Regions from separate parts of the Homo sapiens genome. Here region 2 is linked to region 1. Evidence: chromatin loops called from intact Hi-C (ENCODE). Cell type or tissue: PC-9. All regions are shown on one strand. Each heading gives the region's core, and the rest is flanking DNA. Links, peaks and the distances in the headings are about the cores only. Region 1 overlaps CRPPA (CDP-L-ribitol pyrophosphorylase A). Region 2 overlaps CRPPA (CDP-L-ribitol pyrophosphorylase A).

Region 1 (8,431 bases), core at 429-8,428:
CATGTTCACTTTTTAATATAGGAGTTATAAGTATGTGTTCAACTAAATAAGTAGTATTTTTAAAGGAAAGATTACAACTTGTCCTCTAAACTATTCACCTGTCACTTTTCATAGTATATTCTACCAGAAAAAAATGGTTAAACTTTTAAGGAAATCAGTTTGCTACTTTTTAAAGAAAATTTACATTGACTTAAATGTTAAAATATGATGAAGAATTAAGAGGCAGATAGGATAACATTTGACATAAAGTAGTCATTCAAGTATCTATTCAATGAATTAACTCCCAATTTTACTAGATTGCCTTAAAATAACTCAAATTCTCCATTCCATCAGACAGAAAACAGCCAGAGTAGATGTAAATAATTACAAACAGACACTTATGGCCTTACACTATTTCAAACAATTGTATGAGACTCTAAACAGAAAATGGCATTTTAAACCAGTATTTCTCAAACTGCCAATTTCGGGTCCCATTAGAGTGTCATAAAATCAGTTTATAGTAAGTTTTAAAGCAACTTTGTTGGGTAAATGAAATGGAAATAGAACAGAAAAATTAAAATGCGTAGCACAGAGATAGGTTGTTTGCATGAATTTTCTTTCAAATGTGCGTGAGTATATAAGTAAATATGCATTTGTCACTGAGCCATGAGGCAAAAACGTAATTCTTGTAACAGGTCAAAAAAAAGTTTGGAAAACACTATTTTAGAACGCTCTTCAGAGACAATAGGCTTATAAAGCTATTTTGGTCAGCAACCAAGCATACACCCAGTACTTGCAAGTCTTTATAAGTACTGTTTGTATTTCTAAGGATTTATTCACATTCTTTTCTAGTTATAGAACTAAAAGTCTTTTATAGTATTAAAATTTAATAATGTAAAATCATGGGACTTAAAAAGACCTTAAGTACCTCACACAGTGTCTACCGATCAAATATTTGCTGAATAAAGAGATCTAGCTTACCTCTTAACTGAGGACAAGTCCACACCAAACCCTCAGCAGCCTAATTCTGTCAAGTTCTCCTGAATATTTCCTTTCTAGCACATTCCATAGGCAAATAGGAACCTAGCCTTAAGCTCTATTACACCTACAGACATTGAGGAAGAAATATAATAACTCAAAAGTTATTTTCTCCTGGAATAACAAATATTGCTTACAGGAATACTCGGCCCAGACAGTTTTAACAGATCTATTGGGAACAGAACATTTTAACAAATGCTTTATGAAACAGATGGGAAAGATCAGGCCCTGTTAACACCTCTGAAAGCCCTCTCATCTAGTCTGCAGAGTTTGGCTGCAAGGGGACAGTGGCAGCTGCTGCTCATTTCCATGGCAGCCTTCACGGAAACTTGGCCTCTGGATTGTACTATGGACATAATTCATAGATTTCTATTTCTCCATACTGACCCTGACGTTTTAGCAGCAAAATATTGAACTGGCATGATGGGGCTGAATCTTGGATTACCTTTGCAATGTGAAGCCTTCCTACTATGGCCCATGAAGGCTCCCGGTTGTCAGGCCTCAGCCTACCTGCCTTAGACTTACCACTTATTTTGAAGGTGTTCCATGCGGTCCTTTGGAAATGTAACACTGACCTCTAATCATCTGACCTGTACAAAATACAAGTCCCATGACTCAGACTTGACCCTTTTATTAAGGAAGCCTTGAGACAAAATTTTAAGTCAAATTCATCTAACCACACAACTAAAAGCTTTCCTTTCTCATTCTGAATCTCTAATACAGTTAATCACTAAGAGCTATCAACACTAGCTACTAAATATTTCTCCTGTCTTCTCTACTCCATTCCTGTTATCTCAGCCTAATTCAAGTGATCAACCTTGTTCATCTGGACTAACATTTATATCTTTACTTGTGTATCTTGTTCAACAGAATTTGCTGTGGTTTTCCAAAATCTAGGACAGCATATGTAAAAGTACACAAGAAAACAAATCGAATAAATGGACAAAAGTTTTTTTAAAAAACAAAGTTAATATACTGAAACACAGACTATGGAGTCTTAAACAATAATGAAATATAGACTTTCATTGATTTCCAAGCCCAATCTCAATCTGAAGATTTAGTTTCCATAATATAAACACATACAGATCTACAAAAGTGATTTTTCTCCCCAAATTTACCTGGAGTTGTCTGACTCAAGGAGACTAATTCACTCTAGCCAAACTGAAAATATTCTGAAACATGAATCAGTGCCAATAGATTAACATACAATGATACACACAACTATCATAAGGTCTAGAATACTTTTTAATCAGTGGAACAGCACATTTTCCTGTAGAAGATTTATAGGGGAGGCCGAGTTATAACAAACTTTGACAAGCATGAAACCATCTAAAGGAAAGTTATCTTAAGCATTGTCCTCCACCTAAGAGAGCTCAAAAACCTCATGAACTATGAGGAAAGCCCTGCCAGACCTTGTTCAAATCCACTGTCAGGAATTCCCAACCCCTACCCAACTCATCACCAAGTCTGAATAAGCATGGCCGAAGTTTGCCTTTCTTAATCCCTTTTGCTGTAGTTGTCATCTTAGTCTATTTTTCAGCTATTCCAGGTTGACCACCCCCCTACCCCAACACACACACACACACACACACACACACACACACACACACACACACACACACCCCATGACACTTTCCTTGTATATTTAAACCAGAAATTAGATTACTGGCAGGAATTTTTGCCTCCTACAACAGATCCAGGGAATACATTTTTTAAAACAGTAAAATCTAGATACATCAATTGATAAATTGTGAGTGAATGTTATGGTTTAATTGTCAGCTTTATGCCCCTGCCAATAACACCATTGTCATCTGATTTCTTGGAGCAACATTTCCTTATAGAAACTCAGGTCACAAAGCGATAGTTATCTAAGTGATTAGTACCCCTAATCTCAGTTTCTTGTTAGTAAAAGGCGAAAACTAAGATTCCCTTTAGTTTATAACCTGGGGTTCAACAATTATATTTCAGTTTGGTTAAAAAGCCAAAACAACTTTTGAAATCCTAGGAACATTTTTAATCAACTTCTGAAAGGGTCTAGTTCCCAGCATAAAGTAGAAATGAGTTGTTATATGTGATCCTTCCTAGTAATAGCCATATGCACAATTCTGGACTACCATTCTTTAAGATTGGAGTATATTAACCTATACACACATTCATGTATACTAATACATATGTCTATACATGTACATGATGTTTAATCATAATATACAAATATATCCACAAACAACATAATCTTGATATGTTAAATACTTAGCTTGTAAATCTCCATTTTCTCAGAGCCTTTAGCCAACATGCCTCAGATACTGGTGGGTTCAGAGGTACTTTTGAATCTCATTTAATCTGATAAGTAGTTTTCTAAGCAGTTTCAATGGCGCAAAGTAGAACTTGGCTAAACTAAAACTGTTCTGATTTTGACAAAAGGAAAATGGACAAGCAATCTGAAGTTCCAGTCAATTCACAAAATGGATTTTCTTTCAATGTCTCCTCCAACTCCTTGATTTTAGAAGAATAGCTACTTTAATATATGGCATGTCTGAAAAGCAGAAAACTTCCTTGAGTCATCTATCTCAGGCACTAAGGATCTCACTGTATCAAAATGTAGTCTCTCTTAATTTCCCCACTGCCATAGAGTACCGAACTCAAGTCATTAGCTGTGCTAATTCTCAGCCAGAGAATAAGCCTCAGTATCTGTTAAAGATCTGGGAATTTTACTCTTCCTTTTGAAGGATTCAATCAGGTGTCCCCTTTTCATTGTTCTACCCCACCTCCAGAGATACCCTGTGCCTCTGATGTCTATACTTTTTCAAGGTCGTATAACTTTAATCATCTTACTTCCTGAGAAGTAAGTTCTACCTGAACTGAAGTTCTACCTGAAGGCTTATGTTTTAGCTTTCCTGGGTTCATTAAATCTGATTAGGTTACCACGCGCCTAGCTCTTGAGTTTATTAGTACTTATCTGCTGCACTTCCTCTCATTCTCCCTTCTGTAGCCATACATTTTTAGCTCCTTTAGATGGGTCAAGGAAGTAGTGGAAACAAATGTATGTGTAAGTGGCAGTCTTTAACTAGAGGCAAGACTAGCCATGTTTCCTTACATTTCCCTATCCCAATTTAGGAATTTGGGGCCAAAGTTCAGAAGTTTCTACCTTCTCTTTTGCAGTCCCCAATTAGTTCAAAATTCCAAAAGACAAATCAACCCATAAGAGTTATTTTCAATGGTAGTTTGAATTTCTTAGGTGAGATATTAAAAAATTACAACTTCTCAACCCTCTATTAGTGAGATAGCAAAAGTTTGGGCAAAGAATATCCTTACTTATGAGGGGCAAATAAAATGAATTTTGAAGTCAAATTCAGGGCATCAATTTCAAACTATACTATAAGGCTACAGTAACCCAAACAGCACAGTATTGGTACACAATAGACACAGACCAATGGAACAGAACAGAGAACCCAGAAATAAAGTTGCCAAAAATAAGCAATTTTTGGGAAAAGGACTCCCTATTCCATAAATGTTGGTAGGATAGCTGGCTAGCCATATCCAGAGGAATAAAACTGGACCCCTACCTCTCACCATACACAAAAATTAACTCAAGATAGATTAAAGATTTAAATGGAAGACCTCCAACTATAAGAATCGTAGAAGAAAACCTAGTAAACACCATTCTGGGCATCAGCCTTGGGAAAGAATTTCTGACTAAGTCCTCAAAAGCAATTCCAACAAAAACAAAAATTGACAACTGAGAGAAAATTAAACTAAACAGCTTCTGCACAGCAGCCAGGTGTGGTCACTCACACTTGTAATGCCAGCACTCTGGGAGGCCGACGCAGGTGGATCACCTGAGCGCAGGAGCTCAAGACCAGCCTGCCCAACATGGCAAAACCCCATTTCTACAAACAAATACAAAAAAAAAAATTATCTGGGCATGGTGGCACGTGACTGTAGTCCCAGCTACTTGAGGGCCTGAAGTGGGAGGATCGCTTGAGCCCAGGAGGTTGAGGCTGCAGTGAGCTGAAATCCTGCCACTGCACTCCAGCCTGGGTAGCACAGTGAGACCCTATCTCCAAAAAAACAATAGAGCTTCTGCACAGCAATTGAAACTATCAGAGTAAACAGTTTTTGCACTCTCAAGCAAAGGCCTAATATCCAGAATCTATAAGGAACTGTAAACAACTGAACCAGCAAAAAACAAATACCCACATTAAAAATGCACAAATGACATGAACAAACACTTCTCAAAAGACAACATCCAAGTATCCAACAAACAAACGTTCCACATCACTAGTCAGAAATGCAAATCAAAACCACAATCAGATACCATCTCACACCAGTCATGATGACTATTATGAAAAAGCCAAAAAAAAACAGATGCTAGCAAGGCTGCAGAGAAAAGGGGAACACTTATACACTGTTACTGGGAAAGTCAATTAGTTCAATCACTGTGGAAAGAAGTTTGGAGATTTCTCAAAGAACTTAAAACAGAACTACCATTCAACCCAGCAATCTCATTAGTGGGTATATATCCAAAAGAAAACAAATGCTTCTACCAAAAAGATGCATGCACCATGTTCATCACAGTGCTATTCACAATAGCAAACACAGGGAATCAACCTAGGTGCCCATCAATGGTGGATTGGATAAAGAAAATATGGTACGTATACACTATGGAATACTATGTAGCCATAAAAAGAACAAAATCAAGTCCTTTGCAGCAACATGATTGCAGCTGGAGGCCATTATTCTAAGCAAATTAACAGAGGAACAGAAAACCAATTACCACAAGTTCTCCTAAGACGGAGCTAAACAATGGGTACTCATGGACATAAAGATGTCAACAACAGACACTGGGGATCACTAGAGGGAGGAGGGAGGGGGCAAAGGTTGAAAAACTATTCAGTACTACACTCATTACATGGGTGATGGGATCAATCATACCCTAAACTTCAGCATCACACAATATACCCAGGTAACAAATCTACACACACATTCCCTCTGAATCTAAAATAGAAGTTGAAGTTATAAAAAAAAAAATCAAATTTGGGGTATCACATACAGCCCTTGAAAAACAAGAAATGACATTCTCTTAGAATAACCTAAATGATTGACAGTGGTGACACCCATTATTTTTCTTATTTGGGACAATGAGAACTGTGCTTTCTCTTTAATAAGCAAAAAGCATGCGTAATTTCTCAACAGAGCAAAAAAGTAGTCTTATAAGGCATTTTATACTTCCATGTCCTTTTCCTTATTTGAATTTGTATAAATTATCTTTTTTAATGAAGTGACTTAAGACTTTTGGCCCCATACCCTAAGAAAACTATCAACAGTCTGTAGGGCTGATCTTTTACAGAAGGAAGTAAGGGCTTTCACTTGGCAAATGGCCAAGCAGCACCCACACACTGCTATAAAGCAAGCTTTCTAAGGACTTCCTAGGATATACCCAAAATATAATCATGTTCCATAAGCTCTTCAGACATAATAGTGATAAAAATGAGCCATGAAGTATTTCAGAATGAAAATTTTGATGAGTTACTATTGCTATTAGGATTTTCTGACTGCTGTTATCAGTTAAGTAAAAGTAGAAGACAAACGTTTTATTTTCCATAAACAAGGCCTTTCCAAACATTATTTTCCTTTAAAAGTGAGTGTATTAGTCTGTTTTCACACTGCTATAAAGAACTGCCCAAGATTAAGTAATTTATAAAGGAAAGAGGTTTAATTGACTCACAGTTCAGCATGGCTGGGGAGGCCTCAGGAAACTTACAAGCATGGTGGAAGGTGAAGGGAAAGGAAGGTGCCTTCTTCACAAGGCAGCAGGAAGGAGAATGAACACAGGAGGAACTACGAAACACTAACAAAACTACCAGATCTCATGAGAACTCACTATCAAGAGACCAGCATGGGGGAAACAATCCCCATGATTCAATTACCTCCACCTGATCTCTGTCCCATGATTCAATTACTTCCACCTGATCTCTCCTTTAACATGCGGGGTTATGGGGATTAAAATTCAAGATGAGATTTTTGGGTGGAGACACAGCCAAACCATATCAGTGAGATTTTTAGTGTCCGCCTATCTTAGACTGCCTCAGAAGATGCAAAAAATTAAAGTTAATGCAAAAGTTTTCTCCATGGGAGAAAAGTTTAGTGTAAAAGTGACTATAATCCCCATAGCTAATTACCACGCAGATAAAGATCCTGCTGGCCAAGACCCATTGTGTCCCACAGAAATGCCTTCATATATGAGCTATGTTGTCACAATGTTCATGGCACTGGAATATTATAGGTAAGTGGTTCATGAAATGGTTTCAGGGACCCCTCTCCCCACTACCCAGAGAAATGGAATAAAGTTAGCAACTGGAATCATTTCAAATTTTGAGTTTCAGATGTAATCATTGGGCAGATTACCTAAATCAGTGATTATGGCTTTTTACACTTCCATTTTCCAAACTCCAATATTCAGAAAGTAAAATAGTCATATGAGAACCTGAAACTGCCTTTGTGAAAATTATAACTGAGGAAATTAGGACAGTGAAAGATCAGTCCTAACTAACTCCATCTTGCTTCTAACCATTAAGCTCATTCCTTGGCATAGGCCGAACTAACCTTGGGAAGGAATTTAGTTTATGGTTTGACTCTGGAACAAAATTGATAATAGCCCTTTCCCAAAAAGACCCCTTTCTTGCCTGGGGACCAGTCTGCCTTCACAGGACTAACAAATTAGCTACAAGATTAGAAATTACAGTTTAGGGGTCATGCATCCTCTGGCTGCAAGAGTCTGAACCTCTCCAAATTGCTCCTGGGGATAACATCACTATTGTAAAACCTAAGATCAGTGCTTGAGATATTTTATAGACCCTTCACTCCATGAATCAGCTGACACCACCCAACCCAGTAATCTGTCTCAACCAGTTCTGCGATCCCACCCAGAAACAGAAGACACCAAGAAAACCTCACATAGACCCCCTATGATTCCATCTCCAAACTCATCAATTCGCACTCCCCACTTCCCGAGCCTCTACCCGCCAAATTATCTTTTAAAACTCCGATCCCGAAATGCTCGATTTGAGTAATAATTTTTGAGTAATAATTTTTTGAGTAATAATTTGATATGAGACTGATTTGAGTAATAATAAAACTCCAATCTCCCGCACAGCCGACTCTGCGTGAATTACTCTTTCTCCATTGCAATTCCCCTGTCTTGATAAATCCGCTCTGTTTAGGCAGGGGCAAGGTGAACCCGTGGGGCGGTTACAAAACAACTTGAACCTTTTGGCTTTTGAAGCATGTGTGAGGGTTTGCGTGGGGCTCCTTTCTGGGGAACGTGCCACTTCCCTTGGACTAGAACCTCACTAGCTTGGTTTTCAAAACCTCCTGCAAAGGCAATGTATGCTAAAGGATGACATCTATCTGGAAA
Region 2 (8,431 bases), core at 281-8,280, 97 kb before region 1:
CTTCATTTTTATGATAGTGTTTCTGATCTCCAGCATTTCTTTTTGGTTCTTTCCATTTCCATCTCTCTGCTTACACTGCCTACATCTGTTCTTGTTGCTATCTACTTTAACCATGAGAGTCCTTGTCATATTAATCATAGTTGTTTTAAATTCCCAGTTGGGTAATTTCAATGTTGCCATATCTGGGTCTGGTTCTTATGCTCACTATTTCTTATACTTCGTAAATTTTCCTTGATAGCTGGACATGATTACTGGGTAAAAGAAACCAAGGTAAATCGGACTTGTACTTTCACTTTCTCAGTTCTCTGCCTCTCCCCAGAGGATGACTAGAGTGGTATGGAGTTGAGTGGGAAAGGATGGAGTTGGGTAAGGACAATAGTTTAGGCCTTTATAAGACAATTTTTGAGGGTGGGCCTCCTCGTTAAGAGCAGAATGCTCTAGCATTTTTCAGAATGGTTGTTTCCCTTCCTCCATAGGAAGCACAATAAGATTTTTCTCCAGTACCCATTTTAAGAACCTGGTCAAGCTCCTGGAAGTAAAACTCATAAGACTGTGGGGGCTCCCCTTTGACTGGGTCCTCCTGAAGCTAACTCACACTTGTCTATACTGAGTCTCTAGCAATTCTTCAATTATAATGTAGGTTTTCCTACCCTGTCACTATTTCCCAAGGAGATTTCTGCTCTGGTAAATTGTGATTTTCTGTAGTCACCTGTCTGTCTCTCCAGTTTTGAGGACAGCAATTTGCCCTGTGTCCTCACCCCTCTGAAAGATATGAAAAGTTTATTTTTCAATTGTTCAATATTTTACTTGTTAGGAAGGAGTAACAACTCCTAAGCTCCCTACATGCCATGCAGGAAACCAGAAGTCCCCCATGCACTCTTTTTCAGGAAACTATAGTAGGACATGGTAATCTATAAAATTGAGAGAGATAAAATGAGAAAATGACACAGGATACAGATATTCTATACAGAAGAGGAACAAAGGGAGTTGCTAGGACAGTGGTGAAGAAAAACCTCAAGATGATAGCTGTGCAGGTGGCAGAATAAGAAGCCAGGTAGGAGGGGTTAAGAATGAACAAAATCTCTCTGGAAGGTCTCAGAAAAAATGAGTTATCTCTGGGAGACAGAAGAGGACAGGGCTGGCATGAAGACTTTATTTTTGTACCCTTTGCCATGTACACACTATTCTTTTATTACTTCTTGCCCAAAAAAGTTATATTGTCATGTTATGTAATGTTTAAATTATATGTCTTATGTAGTAAAACATGTTATATTCCTGAAAAACATGCTTATGAGTTATGGTTTTGTTCCTGAACATATATATGGTTTTGTTCCTGAACATATAGATTTAATCAGTCTCATGTTCTGGTGGTATTTAAGTTACAGATCATTTAAAATTTAAACAACTGGCCAGATGTGGTGTTTCATGCCTGTAATCTCAGTACTTTGAGAGGCCAAGGTGGGACCATCGCTTGAGGCCAGGAGTTCAAGACCAGCCTGGGCAACAAAGCGATTCTCTACAAAAAAGGTAAAATATTAGTCATGTGTTGGGGTGCGTTCCTGTAGTCCAAGCTACTCAGAAGGCTGAGCCAGGAGAATCACTTGAGCCCGGGAGTTCGAGGCTGCAGTGAACCACAATCACACCTCTGCATTCCAACCTGGGCAATGCAGAGTGAGACACCATCTCTAATAGAAAAATATTAAGTTATTTAAAAATCTAAACACCCGATTGTAAAAATAATACCTATGTATTATTGCTATATTATAAAATTTTAGATCTGGCTACCATCGTGATAAACACAGGGTATTCGTTTTCTTACATGCCAATCAGCTTAGTTTTTTCTAATAGTAATTTAAAGCAATGTATAAACTGTACATTACAACTCATAATATGTCCTTGAATAGGATTTGCTTCATAAAAGTGTACATGCATTCTCATGAATATGAGGCACCATTACCAATTGATTAAGAGCATGGACACAGAAGTCAAATAGACTTGGGTTCCAACCATGGTGTTGCCATGTAACAAGTTGTCAGACTCTGGACAAGCTATTCAATCTGCCTCTCAGCTTCTTCCACATTGGGGAATGGAAGATAAAAGTTATTATAAAAAAACAAACATAACAGCACATCTGATGTACCTGGTATAGTGTCTAGCTTATGACAAGTTCTTGATAAAATCTAAATAATCATTGGTTATAAATGTAAATTGTTAACCCTAAAAATTGAGGTTTAAATGTTACCAGATGCTAATCAGTAACATCTGATGGTTGTGTAGAGGCATTCTACTTTCTCTGCAGGGAGATTGAGGGTTGCTCTGACAATATGCATCATCTTCTCCTTCTGCTTTTTCTTATATCTAATGTCCATTTAGAAAAAGGGTAGATTCATTCATGTTGTTAAAAATAGTGGGATTTATTTCTTTTGTGGCTAAGTAACATTCCAGTGGGTGCACATGTGATCACATTCTATCTATTCATCAATGGACACAGGGTTTTTTCCATATCTCGACTACTGTGAACAATGCATCAATGATGTTTCAATGAATATGGGAGTGAGGTGCTTATTTCATTTCCTTGGGACACATCCAGAAGTGAAATTGCTAAATTATATGTGAGTTCTATTTTCAATTGTTTGAGGAACCTCTGCATTGCTTGCTTTAATGGCTATACCAATTTATATCCCCACCAACAGAGTATCAAAGTTCTCTTTTGTCCATACCCTCACCAACATTTGTTATTTCTCTAGTCTTTTTGATAATAATCATTCTAACAATTGTGAGATGACCCTTGTCTTCACTTGAACAACTGGTTTATGTAATCAACCTGGAAACTTGGCTTTACTTCTCTCATGGCTCCTCTGGAATTTTCATTGTCAACACAGTCTCTAACTGGAAGCTCCATCCGTCATCTCTCTTACTTTCTCCTAACCTAGCCCTTTTACCTCACTGAGGCATCCAACCCCGTGAAACCTCCAATTGCTCTTGGTTAGAAAACCTATTTTCTTAGACTACTCTTATCAACAAGGAGACTATGGTTAATGGCATGAATAATTTTATTAGTAGCACCCCAACTCTCTTGTCCATCCATTAGATCTTCTTTACAAACCCTAATCTCAAAATCACGTAATCTGTTTTACTATCTTAACTTTTAGCTTATGCTTTTATCAGTCACACATGCACATGGTTTAAAGACCCAAATATCTCTACAAGGTCAGTTATGAAAAAAAGTCCAACCCACTCCCTTCACTCCACTTTGTCCTCCCTGTAGGCAATCATTGTTCATATTTAACTATTCTTATATTTTTCTCCATATGTAACAATTTTTGCTGAGTAACAAATATGTACAAAAAAACCTCAGTGGCATGTAGCAATAAATTTTCACTTCTCACTCACACAGTTGTATCATGGCTGAGGTAACTCTGCTCCAAGCTACAGGGCTGTGAGAGCTCTGCTCCTTGGGTTTACTCTGCAGCTCAGACTGGAGGGGCAGCAACCAACCAGACCATGCCTTCCTTAAGGCAATAAAAGTAGCAAAAGAGGGCAAGTCCAACAGCACAAGCACACATTTGGCCCTCCACCTATATCAATCACATCTGGTAAAAATCTCACTTCCAAAGCAAGTCAGGCAAGCAAATCAAGGAGAAGGGAAACAAACTTAATTCACCAGGAGGCCACTGCAAGGGCACAAAAGTAGAATACTATTGCTGAGGACTGAAGAATTGAGACTAATAATTTACCTTTCATTCTGTATCTCTAAATTACATTCTTGTGATGCTGTCTCTCGACTTTTCCATCTTGGCTATCATCCACAGAAGACTTTTGTCCTTCTTCCCAACTTCATCTCAATATACCCTAACACTTCCCATTCCCCACCCTTTCAATATCATAATTTTGGTTAAATCAGTATTGAGTGTTTAAATCAGTGGCTATGTAAACACAACTCATAGCTGAGTCATATATTATTAAAATTTGTTTCCTATACAACTCTGTTGCCCTGGAATTATAGCTTATCTTTTGTTTTATGTGGTTTTCTGTATGCTTATGACTCATTCAATGCCAAACACTTAGCTATTCATTTAAATCTACTCTCAAGATGTTCAGACACAAGGTATTGCACCAATTTTATATTCCTGAAAAGGTCACCCTTGAAGTCCTCTGATCTTTTCCAACAGACTTGTTGTCTTCTCTGCCAGTCATTCAGCCATCATCCTAGGAACTCCCTACATCACCGTCTTGGAAAGAGTCTTCATCTCTCTCCCAACATGGATCCCCTAGCTTCTGTATCCCGTGCAGTCTGCTTCCTTGATCGACTCATTTTGCAACTCTGATTTTGGAGGGTTAGAACAAATTCTCCAATAGCTTTCTGTAGAGTGATTGGGTTAAGGTGTTTATGGGTACCTCTGAGGTTAGTATTTTTAGGTCTTTCTTCCTACACTGGACAGACTGCCCAAAGAAAATTCTTCTAGTCTCCAGTCTGGAAAAAAAAGCCAAGCCACGAAGATAGCAGCTGGCTGAGTGGGAGAAGCAGCCATGGGCTTTCCTATTCGGCAGTCAGTAGGCATATGGTTGTTAGTCACTGTTTCTGGCAACACACTCAGTCCTTCTACAGCATCCTATGTTCTCCCGGTATAGACAGAGAACTTCATCACCACCTGCCTCTGCTAGGGTGGTCATAGATTAGGAAAGGAGATTTAGAGATCAGACTGCTTAAACAGTTTTCAGCCAACCCTCCTTATTTTGTCCCCCTTCATTCCGTTCCAGAGGTACCTGGTGCTGCTAGGTCCTGGACTTTGAGAATTCTACAGCAAACAGTTTTAATTCCTAGCTTGCCCCAACTATTTGCTTGTAATTTGGCCTTCTCCAAGCTGCATCTGTTAGTACTAATTCACTTGTTTTCCAGCTATTCTTCATTTGTCATTGTCACCTCTCCTATTCTTTTGAGGATTTGTCATTTTTAATCCCTTTCTAGTAGCTTTAATGAGGTTTGAGTTATGAGCAAAATTAGGTAACTGCTCAGTTTGCTATCTCTACCCAGAAACAAGAGAGAAACAAGATAATGTGCATTCTAATTAGATAAATATTCCAAATTGTCTTCCATAAAAGTGGTTTCAATTTATGTTTGCATAAACAATGTATGAGAATATGGCAGGGTTATTAACATGAGGTAAATGAATATGACTCAGAGGGACTGGAAAACTTCTGAAAAAATAATGTATATATAATGCAATTATTTTTCTGAGAAGGGATTCTACAACTTTCAGAGGTTTTATAACAAAAAAAAGTTAGAAACCGTTGTTTTATGGTAACCACATAATGGTCCACGGCTACAGATAATCTGATTACCTATCCTTCCAGCCTTAACATCATTCACAGTATTATTTCTGCTAGGCAGCCTGGGAAGTTTGCCCAACCAAGAACAATATATACATTAGAGTAAAACTAAATCAAAGGTATGCATGCACAGGTTTCTCACTCTGCAGTTATAGCCCCATGCTCACAATGTTTCAAGTAGAAACAAAATAGACAATCTTACAACTAGGTAAACAATGAACACCTGCATCCGATTTATCACCTAAAACTCAAACTTAAGCATTTTGCATATATTTACATTGTTTGAATTATGCAATGTATTTTGGGATTTCATGAGAGACAGTTATCCAAGCAGCTTTGTTCTCATATCAGTCATTTTATGAGTAAATAAACAATTTCAGACTAAGTCCATATGAGGCTGATAATATAGCTACAACCATCACTCTTCCAGAAACAGTATGAATGATCTGGCTAAGGATAAGATTTCTTCTTTGAGTAAAATTATTTAAATGGGCAGAGACAATTATATTCACGAGAAGTTTTCAAATGCCTATCAGTGGGGAAAAAAATAAGCTTATCAGTTTATTCAAATTTTTCTAGCCCCACCTAACCAAAAATCCATTACAAACTTAGAGGCAACACCACCCATATCTATCAAACACTGCCTAGATAATTCTTTTTCAGAGTCCAAATAATTGGGGGAAAGAAGTAATACAGGAAACAATGTTATCAGTAACCCTATAACTGTCTTTTTAGACATTTCTACTGACCTTCATATCAAACTATTAAAAGCTAAGAATCTCCCTAAAATGCTTTACCCTATCATAACTTATTTGATAAACTCATCAAAAGTGAGACAACAAAAGAAGAAATTAAAATATTTCCCTAACACACGAATTATTAACCTTATATGACAACACTGAGTAGATATATCACATGTGACATATCTAACCCCAATGTAAATAACTTAGGGAAAAAAAATCAAAACTATCACCATTCAACCCCAAAGGAAAGGTGTGGTTTATATTCATACAAGGAGAACCATTACAATGCTGTTGGCCATAATCTCACTAACAGGTTATGAGAATCTGAAATAAGTCCAAGAAATATAGGGAAGGGAGGGCCCAGATCCAGAAATTGTTTTATTAGCAACAGGACTGGTGACATCATTACTCAAGTTGGATGATGTAGCAGAAAGAGTAGGTCTGTTGGTTAGTTGGAGGAACCAATTGGATTTAAGTTACCCATAGGACAACCACTAAAAGTATTCATAGGCAGTTAAAAATATATGCCCAGTATGTATTGGAGAAACATGAAAAAGAATAACTGGAAAACTGAGGAACGTCTATCCTTTTCCGAAGAAAATATTTATGGAAAATTTGCCAGGCAATATACTAAGTCCTGAGAAAGATGGTGAGGCTTAGGAAAAACCATACAAGCAAATGAAATAAAAGGCACTGTAAAAGAAAAAACAAAGTACTGCTGGCCAACAGAAGAAACTAAAAGAGACAAGAACATTCTACTCTGGAGCCAGAAAGATCCTAGCCCTGATGACACCTCAATTTTGGACTTTTAGCCTCCAAAATGCGAGATAATACATTCCTGATTTTAAGTCACTCAATTTTGAAATCTTTTTACAATAGCCCTAGGAAACTAATATATTACCCCTCAAAAATGAACACAAAATACCAAATCTAATATACGTAATATTGGCTTTGGAAGCTGGCACCAGGAGGCAAAGAAATAAAAGCGGAAGGGAAACCGTTGTTATGTAGTGGCACAACTTTGGAAGGGCCTGTGATGACTTAGAAGATAATTTAATCAATTTACTAACTTGGGCAAGATAGCTTTCAGAAAGAAGCCTGAAAGCATGAACTGGCATCTTTAAGGTGAATATGTTAAGGTACCACACAAATGAGAAGGCCTAAGAACTGGCCAGTTTGTAAACAAATTTGAAAGGAATTTGAGCCCAGAATATGACAGCCTAGAAAAACAGAACTCTAATCTCCCATTTTCGCCAAAAACAATTCTCAAAATAAGAAAATCCTGAGGGTGTAGATGAAATCCAGGGCTCTGGAGGCCAATTCCAGGAAGCAGAGAACTGGGACTTAACTAAGGAATAATCACTATTTTTAGGGTAAGGAAACCTGACAACATTTGTTGAGCAGGATTTCAAAATTTCTACAGACCAGTGATTGGTATTTGCTTCCTATTCTTACCCCATTTGAGGGAGAGTATTCAATGTGATTATTCCATATAAGTTCCACAACCGTATATTGGGTATATAGTGAACAGTGTATCAGTCCGTTCTCATGCTGCTATGAAGAAATACCCGAGACTTGGGAATTTATAAGGAAAAGACGTTTAATTGACTCACAGTTCCACATCACTGGGGAGGCCTCAGGAAACTTACAATTATGGCAGAAGGTACCCCTTCACAGAGTGGCAGGAGAGAGAATGAGAGCAAGCTGGGGAAATGCCAGATGCTCATAAAACCATCATATCTCATGAGACTCACTCACTATCATGAGAACAGCATGGGGGAACCGACCCTATGATCTAATTACTTCCACCTGGTACCGGCCTTGATACATGGAGATTATGGAGATTACAACTCAAGATGAGATTTTTGGGTGGGGACATAGCCAAACCATACGAAATAGAAAACTTCATTTTTAATTCACAAGTCTCCAGATAAAGAGATGCTGAGCATGATGGTGTGACTAGATGAGAATTTAAGGGGTCCTGGGATATTATGCAGCATATTTAATGTCAAAGGGATATGACCTAACTCTATACACTTGCCCTTATCTATAACCTTTGCCAGGTAACTTTACATTTTTCCCTACTAAGGGGTAAAATAAATTTCCCCACCCCTTGATTTTAGGTTTGGTCATATGATTGTCAATAGAATGAGGAAGAAGTGACAGTATACCAGTTGCAAATCTAGGCTCTAAGAGGCCTTGTATGTTTCTATTCTTGTACCTCTGCTATCTCCATGAGAAGAACATGGTTGGATAATCTGCTGGTCAAAGAAGGATGAAAACAAACTAAAGCAGAGCCATCCTGCCAAGTCCGTTTATTGCCAAGTCCACTCCAAATCAGAGAACCTCAGCTAATC

Evidence for each region. Peaks named below come from ENCODE experiments on the same cell type or tissue, not always from the same donor. Only the 100,000 strongest peaks of a DNase experiment are listed, where the experiment ranks them.
Region 2: it touches region 1 in a loop (10-fold over the local background); 2 of 110 quality-filtered maps call a loop at or near these places.

What each region holds. Positions count from the first base shown.
Region 1 is chr7:16,411,764-16,420,194 of GRCh38, forward strand. All of the region lies in intron 1 of CRPPA (CDP-L-ribitol pyrophosphorylase A), which reads right to left. Among named protein-coding and RNA genes, the nearest start is that of CRPPA, 5.6 kb to the right of the region's middle. In PC-9, for the core only: no CTCF peak of the experiment used is centred there; a DNase peak (open chromatin) is centred at 5,298; H3K4me3 peaks cover 368 bases; H3K27ac peaks cover 2,785 bases.
Region 2 is chr7:16,315,173-16,323,603 of GRCh38, forward strand. All of the region lies in intron 3 of CRPPA (CDP-L-ribitol pyrophosphorylase A), which reads right to left. Among named protein-coding and RNA genes, the nearest start is that of CRPPA, 100 kb to the right of the region's middle. In PC-9, for the core only: no CTCF peak of the experiment used is centred there; DNase peaks (open chromatin) are centred at 3,579 and 4,029; H3K4me3 peaks cover 537 bases; H3K27ac peaks cover 1,849 bases.